2 separate regions of the Homo sapiens genome follow, and region 2 is linked to region 1. A link is an interaction called in ENCODE POLR2A ChIA-PET data of the cell type or tissue named here. Cell type or tissue: PC-3. All regions are shown on one strand. Links, peaks and the distances in the headings refer to the core of each region. The heading gives the core; the rest is flanking DNA.

Evidence for each region. Peaks named below come from ENCODE experiments on the same cell type or tissue, not always from the same donor. Only the 100,000 strongest peaks of a DNase experiment are listed, where the experiment ranks them.
Region 2: POLR2A ChIA-PET joins it to region 1 with 5 read pairs; 3 of 35 experiments call an interaction of 5 or more read pairs at or near these places.

Annotation. Positions count from the first base shown.
Region 1 is chr10:63,045,297-63,049,694 of GRCh38, forward strand. No RefSeq gene overlaps it. Among named protein-coding and RNA genes, the nearest start is that of NRBF2, 86 kb to the right of the region's middle. In PC-3, for the core only: no CTCF peak of the experiment used is centred there; no DNase peak of the experiment used is centred there.
Region 2 is chr10:62,993,951-62,998,348 of GRCh38, forward strand. No RefSeq gene overlaps it. Among named protein-coding and RNA genes, the nearest start is that of NRBF2, 140 kb to the right of the region's middle. In PC-3, for the core only: no CTCF peak of the experiment used is centred there; DNase peaks (open chromatin) are centred at 1,591 and 2,071; H3K4me3 peaks cover 348 bases; H3K27ac peaks cover 1,672 bases.

The DNA.
Region 1 (4,398 bases), core at 161-4,160:
ATGTTAATTATAATCCCAGGGGTGATCATTAAGAAATAACTCAAAAAAGAGAAAAAAAAACATTAGTGAAGGAACCAAAAAGAGAATTAAAATGGTCCACTACAAAATACCTTTTTAACACAAAAGAAGCCAGTAATGGAGGAATTGAAAGGGAATAATGGATATGAGACATTAAAAAATAGTGAAATAGGAGCATTAAGTCCTCCCTTATCAGTAATTACATTAAATGAAAACAGATTAAACTCTCCAATTAAAAGATATAGATTGGCAGAACAGATTTTTTTAAATGGTCCCACTACATGCTGCTTATAAGAGACTCACTGTAGATTCAAAGACTCAAAGAAATTAAAAGTAAAAGATTTAAAAAAAAAAAAAAGATATTCCATACTAACAGAAACCGAAAAAGAATTGGAGTGGCTACACTAATGAGACAATACACCTTAAAACAAAAAAGATTATGAGAAACAAAAAGGATATTATATGATAAAATGGTTCATCCATCAAAAAATAATAGTTATAAACATATATGCAGTTTACAATGGAGCCCTAAAATACATGAAGCAAAAACTGACAGAACTGAAGGAAGAAATAGACAATGCAAGGACAGTAGTTGGAGACGTCAGTAGCCCACTTTCAATAACTGATAAAGCAACTGAAAAAAATATCAGCAAGGAAATAGAAGAATTGAGAAACACTATAAACCAACTAGACTAACAGCCTTCTATAGAACAGTCTGCCTAACAACAGCACAATACACATTTTTCTCAACTGCACCTGGAACATTTTCTAAGATAGTATGTTAGGACATGAAACAAATCTCATTAAATTTTAAAAGATTGATATCATAAAAAGTATGTTCTTTGAAACCAATGGAATGAAATCAGAAATCAGTAACAGAGGAAATTTGGAAAATTCACAAATATATGGAAATTAAGAACATATTCCTAAATAACTAATGGGTCAAAAAAAAATCACTAGGGAAATTTATGGGATGCAGTGAAATCATTGCTCAAGAAGAAATGTATAGCTGTAAATGCCTGCATTATAAAAGAAGAAAGACCTCAAATAAATAACTAAATTTTTTATTTTCTTTTTTTGAGACAGGGTCTCACTCTGTTTCCCAGACCGGAGTGCAGTGGTGGCAACATGGCTCACTGCAGCCTAGACATCCCAGGCTCAAGCCACCCTCCTTATGCAGCATCCCAAATAGCTGGGACTACAGGTGCATGCTACCACATCCAGCTAATTTTTGTATTTTTTGTAGAGATGCAGTTTTACCATGTTTCCCAGTCTGGTCTTGAACTCCTGAGCTCAAGCAATCCACCTGCCTCAGCCTCCCAAAGTGCTGAGATTACAGGGGTGACCCACCACACCCAGCCTAATCTTTAAGCTTAAGAAACTAGACCCCAGGCACGGTGGCTCATGCCTTTAATCCCAGCACTTTGGGTAGCCGAGGTGGGTGGATCATGAGGCCAGGAGTTCGAGACCAGCCTGGCTAACATGGTAAAACCCCATCTCTACTAAAACTACAAAAATTAGCCGGGTGTGGTGACACACGGCTATAATCCCAGCTACTCAGGAGGCCGAGGCAGGAGAATCGCTTGAACCCAGGAGGCAGAGGTTGCAGTGAGCCGAGACTGTGCTACTACACTCCAGCCTGGGCAACAATAGCAAAATTCCATCTCAAAAAAAAAAAAAAAAGGAAACTAGAAAAAGAGAAGCAAACTAAATCCAGAGAAAGAAGGAAATAATAAAGAGTACAGCAGAGATAACCAAAATAGCAAATATATAAATAATAAAGAAAATCAGCAAAGCCTAAAATTAGTTCTTTGAAAAGATCAACAAAGTTGTCAAACCTTTAGTTAAACTGACAAGTGAAAAAGAGGAGACTGAAATTACTAAAATCAAGAATGAAAGAGGGGACTTCACTACTAATCTTATAAAAATAGAAAGATCATAAAGGAATATTATGAGCAATTGCATACCAACAAATTAGTTGATCTAGGTGAAATGAACAAATTCTTAGAAACACACGAACTATCGAAACTGACTCTTGAAGAAATAGAAAATCTGAGCAGAACTATACTAAATAAACAGATAGAGTCATCAATTGAAAAACTTCCAACAAAGAAAAGCTCAATCCCAGAGTGTTTCACTGGTGAATGCTACCAAACCTTTAAAGCAGAATTAGTAGCAATTCTTCTCAAACACTTGCCAAAAATAGAGGAGGAAGAATCACTTCCCGACTTACTCTATGAGGCCACTGTTACCCTGATACTAAAGCCAGGCAAAGACATCACAAGAGAAAAAAGCTACAGACCAATATCCCTTATTACTACAGATGCAAAATCATCAACAAAATAATAGCAAACTGAATCCAGCAGCATATTGAACGGACTATACACCACAATCAAATGGAATTTATTCCCCAAATGCAAAGATGGTTCAATATGAAAATCAATCAATGTAATACACCATATTAATAGAATAAAGGAAAAACTAAATGTGATGATCTCAATAAACACAGAAAAGGCATTCATCAAAACCCAGCAGACTTTTATGTTAAAAAAAACAACAACAACAACAACATTCAACAAACTAGGAATAGAAAGCATCTTCCTTAACCTAATAAAGGGCTTCAATGAAAAACCCATGGCTAACTTCATAGTCAATGGTGAAAGACTAAAAACTTCCTGCTGAGGTTAGAAATAAGATAAGGATGTCCACTCTTGCCACTTCTATTCAACATAGTACTGGAAGTTCTGGATAGGCAATTAGGCATCAAAAAGAAATAGAAGGCATTCATATTAAAAAGGAAGAAGCAAAATATCTTCATTTGCAAATGAAATAATTTTGTATGTAGAAAATCCTGGCCAGGTATTTTGGCTCATGCCTATAATCCCAACACTTTGGGAAGGCAAGGTGGGAGGATTGGTTGAGCCCAGGAGAGAGAAGCCAGCCTTGACAAAACCCTATCTCCACCAAAAAAAATTTTTTTAAATAGCCAGGTGTGGTGGCACACTCCTGTAGTCCCAGCTACTTGGGAGGCTGAGGCAGGAGAATCACTTGAGCCCAGAGGTCGAGGCTGCAGTGAGCTGTAATCATGTCACTGCATTCCAGCCTGGGTGACAGAGTGAGATCCTGTCTCAAAAAAAAAAAAAAAAAGAAGAAGAAGAAGAAGAAAATCTCAAAGAACCCCCCAAAATACAATTAAAGCTAATAAGTGAGTTCCACAAACTTAAAGGATAAAACCTATAATACTTTGTTGTATTTTTATATACTAGCAGTGAAAAACCCAAATACAAAATTAGGAAAACTTCCATTTACAATAGAATCAAAAAGAAACAGGAATAAATTTAACTTGTACATTTAAAAAAAGTGCAATATTTGCACATTGAAAACTATAAAATGTTATTAAAATAAATTCAAAAGACCTAAATAGAAAGCCCTCACATTCATGAACTGGATGATAGTATTGTTAAGATGATAATACTCCCCAAATTGATCTGCAGATTGAATGCAATCCCTAGCAGAATTCCAGCTACCTTTTTACGGAAATGGACAAGATTATCCTAAAATTCATATGGAAATTCAAGGGACCCCAGATAGACAAAACTATTTTGGAATAAAGTAATAAAGTTGGAAGGCTCACACTTTCCAATTTCAAAGCTTGCTACAAATCTACAATCATAAAAATAGTGTGGTATTGGTAAAAAGATAGGCAAATATATCAATGGAACATAACTGAAAGTCCAGAAATAATCTTACTCATTGATAGTCAATTGATTTTCAAGCATGCAAAGAACATTCAATGGGGAAAAGACAGTCTTAACAAATGGTGTTGGGACAACTGAATATCCACATGCTAAAGGATGAATTTGGACTTGATTGATTGATTGATTGATTTTTAATCTTACTTTAATTTCTGGGATACATGTGCAGAACATGCAGGTTTGTTACATAGATATACATGTGCCATGGTGATTTGCTGCACCTATTGACCTGTCCTCTAAGTTCTCTCCCCTCACTCCCCATCCCCCAACATGCCCTGGTGTGTGTTGTTTCCCTCCCTGTGTCCATGTGTTCTCATTGTTCAACTCCCATTTATGAGTGAGAACATGCAGTGTTGGTTTTCTGTTCCTGTGTTAGTTTGCTGAGGATGATGACTTCCAGCTTCATCCACGTCCCTGCAAAGGACATGAACTCATCCTTTTTTATGGTTGCATAGTATTCCCTGGTGTTTATGTGCCACATTTTCTTTATCCAGTCTATCATTGATAGGCATTTTGGTTGGTTCCAAGTCTTTGCTATTGTGAAGAGTGCTGCAATAAACATATGTGCATGTGTCTTTATAGTAGAATGATTTATAATCCTTTGGGTATATACCCAGTAATGGGA
Region 2 (4,398 bases), core at 97-4,096, 51 kb before region 1:
GGTGGTAGCCACTGCACACCTGCAGCAGATTGCTGGCATGCTGGAATTCAGGACCCAGGGTCCTGTCTGATGTTTCAAGAGAAGCCAGAAATTTGGGTATGTCCATGTTGGCAATTTATTTTGGTTTTGTTGTTGTTGTTTGCTGTTTTAAACAGCATGGTTCCAATGAACACTGTGTGGACCAAAAAACAAACAAAAAAACCGAAACATAAAACCTGTGTGCAACCTCTGCTTTCAGGTCCCGAGAGGGTAATTAGTTTGGTTTCTTGGCTTTTATTTCCCATCTCTCTCCTACCCCCCAACCCCCAGCCCTCAGCCTTCACCTGTCACTCTCTGCTCACAGCCCTTCATTTTGGCTAAATCTAAATTCAGCACACAACTTTAGGTTCAGTAAAGCTAGGATTTGTTGATTTGTTTTCTCTTTTATTTTTTATTTATTTATTTATTTTGAGACGGAGTCTTGCTCTCTTGCCTAGGTTGGAGTGCAATGGCATGATCTCGGCTTACTGCAACCTCCACCTCCCGGGTTCAAGTGATTCTCCTGCCTTAGCCTCCCGAGTAGCTGGGATTACAGGCGCCCGCCATCAAGCTCAGCTAATTTTTTTTTTTTTTTTTTTTTTTTTTTTCTGAGACGGAGTTTCGCTCTGTCGCCCAGGCTGGAGTGCAGTGGCGCGATCTCGTCTCACTGCAAGCTCCGCCTCCCGGGTTCACGTCTTTCTCCTGCCTCAGCTTCCGGAGTAGCTGGGACTACAGGCGCCCGCCACCACGCCCGGCTAATTTTTCTTTATTTTTAGTAGAGACGGGGTTTCACCATGTTAGCCAGGATGGTCTCGATCTCCTGACCTCATGATCCGCCTGCCTCGGCCTCCCAAAGTTCTGGGATTACAGGCGTGAGCCACCGCGCCCAACCTATAATTTGTTTTCTTAGAGTACACTTCTATTTTTAAAAAAAGTATGTCCTGGTGGGGAGTCTAGCCCACATTGAGTTGAATCCCAGACATACAAAGATAAGTCAACCAAACAATGAAAGAATATTTCATAGCAATAATATTGAAATTTAAACTCCCAGGATCATTCAACATTAGGCATAGAAATTTCCTTCAACATAAAGCCTGCTTCAGTCCACTCCTTTTATATCCGAAGGAATTGAAGCCTAAAGAGATTCAGTGTTTGGGGGTGACTAGAAAAATAGCTAGCTAATCAGGAAAGCGGATCTAAGATCCAAGTCTCCAGTTTTCATTATTAATGTGGTTTTCATTATCTGCTGTTCTGATGATACTATCATTTGATTGGAGACTATATTCACCAAGCTAAAAAGAGTAAAAAGAAGACTATCCTTTGTCAGTCATGCTCATACATTTTGGAATCTATTCTTGGATGGCATATCACAATAGCTACTTAGCTCCAGAGACAACAAACTACCACGTTATTATTATTATTATTATTATTATTATTATTATTATTATATTGTATTCATGTTCACTAAGCATTGAATCCGGGCTTCCTATGTAACCACATTGCTCCTTGCTCTGTGATTGGCAGGGTCTACTGTGCTACACAGAGGAGTGGTACACAAATCAGCATAAGCACATCATGACTCACCGCTGAATACATTTTTTCCTCTGAAATTACTCAATCAGAAGATGATAGTATCTCACCCAAAAATACACAATTAAATCATTGTGAATGGAAAGACAGACTGTAAGCAGAAGGCTGGAGTGATCTCTTGTAGCCACCATTTCTAGCTCTCAAAATCTGGGGTAGATTTGGTCCCAAGTGTCTGAGCCTATGACAAAGGGGTTCTACCCCCCAAATTCTATAGAGTGAGACCATGGTGGTGTAGAAAGAGCAGTGGGCCCTGAGCCAGGAAAGAGCAGTGGCAATGAATATGTCTACTCCGGCATTCAGTTTTCTCCTCTGTGAAGGGATTAAACGAGGTGACTCTGAGAGTCTCCTTCAAGTTTCAGCATCCTCTGCTTCTCCTACCACAGCTAGTGGTAACTGACTTGAGGTTTTCTGATGAAAACACACATACCACCACACACATAATGACATCTTTAGGGAATGACACATCGTATAGGGTTCATTGCTTAAGTGGCCAAGAATATATTCTGGGTTGGGCACAGTGGCTCATGCCTGTAATCCCAGCACTTTGGGAGGCCACGGTGAGCAAATCACTTGAGTCCATGAGTTTGAGACCAGCCCAGGCAATGTGGGAAAACTCTGTCTCTACTAAAAATACAAAAAATTAGCCAGGCATGGTGATGCATGCCTGTAATCCCAGCTACCTGAGAGGCTGAGGTGGCAGAATCACCTGATCCCAGGAGATCGAGGCTGCAGTGAGCCATGATCGTACACTGCACTCCAACCTAGGCAACAGAGTGAGGCCCTGTCTCAAAAAAACAAAAAAAAAAAAAAACAAAAAAAGAAAAGATATAAAATTAATGTATTTTGTCCTGATGTAAAATAATTATCTTTATGTTGTTGTAGCTGCTGCTGTTGTATGCTTAGATATACTTTGATATTGTCTTTATATTTCCAGATATTTGTTTACAAAGTTTTTGGAGTATCTGCCTTTATATTTTGAAAACTTTTGAAAAACACACCCACAAATCTCAGATTTTCTCTTTAACCTTAATCTTTTAGGAGACAGAGAAGCAAAAGAGAAGGAAACACGTGCAATTTCTTGGCTTTTGTCTCAACAGGAAAACCTTTTTCTTTTCTTTTTTTTTAACATCTTAGACTTTTTTTCAAAACAAACATCACAAGGAAGGGAGGAAATCATAGCCAGAGACACTAAAAGGCCAAAACACTGCATTTCCACATCTTGTGATGCTTCTTTAACAATGAGTTGAAGATTGATGCCTTTAGGGATAATGAAGCATGGAACTACCTTTCAGACATACAGTTCCTTTTCAGTTCCTTCTCTGCATGGGCCAGGATATTGGAAAAAAATCAGCAGATTTCCACGTGTTAATGTTCAACCAGGTACAGTGATGGGTATAAAGCACAGAGGGCAAGACAGATCTGTTTGACATGTTCACCACTCCAGCCTATTGAAGAAGGCATGTACTTGCCTTGTATGTTGCCTTGTCTAATTAGCTGCTGAGCTGTTCCCTGGCTCCCTGCTCCTGACTGAGACTTAGCGGGAAAACTGTCACAAGGCATGATGAAGTGGCGCTTGATTGTGCTACAAGATGTCCTGTGGATGCAGTCCAGACTGTTTCGACTAATCATCAACTTTGCAGATTCCAACACCAGGGCTTGTCTGCCAGGGCAAGGGCTTTGCAAAAGTCAGAGTAAATGATCTGTAGCTGCAGAAAGAATATAAGGAATTGCTTTGTTTATATATTTTTTAAAGGACTGACTTCAATAGGCAGCTCCATGAGGGTGCCTCAGGAAAGGGGACCATTTCAAGTCACGTCTCCTCACAGCACCATCCTAGGAACGAGAAGCACCAGCATTTACTATCATTTACACACACACAGATATGTCGCCATGTTAAGTACTAGGTAAATTTTTAGCCATAGCTATATAACTATTCAGTTAACTCCTCCCTTCCATCCCAGCATTATCACTTACTCTGTACCTTTGGACAAGTTACTGTCTTCTCTGAGTCTCGGCGCCCTCATTTGTAAATTATTTTATATGGTTTTTGTGAGTGACTTTTATTTTATTTATTTATTTATTTACTTTTAAATAGAGAAAGGGTTTCACCATGTTGCCCAGGCTGGTCTCGAACTCCTGAACTCAAACAATCCACCTGTCTCGGCCTCCCAAAGCACTGGGATTACAGGTGTGAGCCACCACGTCTGCCTGTGAGTGACTTTTAAAGGGCTTAGAACATAGTAAGTGCTTATTCATGTTACCTGCAGGTATCATTACTATTATGGTGTTTGAGTCCATCATTCTAAAAGTGAATGTGATTTAAAAAAAAAAAAAGCCACCAGTTGATAAGCATCATCTGCACAGTGTAGATTCAAAAGCTAACTACAGGTTACAAACGATAGTTGAGAGTGTATCTTGAATGATCTTCAGAGGGTTGTAATAACAAGGAAGGCTTCTGATGCAGATTTGCAAGGTGAAACAAGAAGAGCAGGCTGTTCCCCCTGTTAGTTAGCACTACCATAACTTGTTGGTGACAAAGGCCATTCCAAGCAGTATTTTTAAAAACAAACACATATGTCCACCACTGGTAAAAATAGACCTGAGTCTATCCATTCTTTAAATTTTGGCTGCCTGTCACTAGCATAAGATTAGTACTAATCATAGAAGAATTACCCCAAGTCAAAACACAGCATTTAGTTCGGAAAACAGAAATAGAGAATGTAAGATCCGGACAGAAACAAAAGCAAATCTAGTCTGCTCTACCCTGGCTCCCATTTTCAAGTGGAGAAC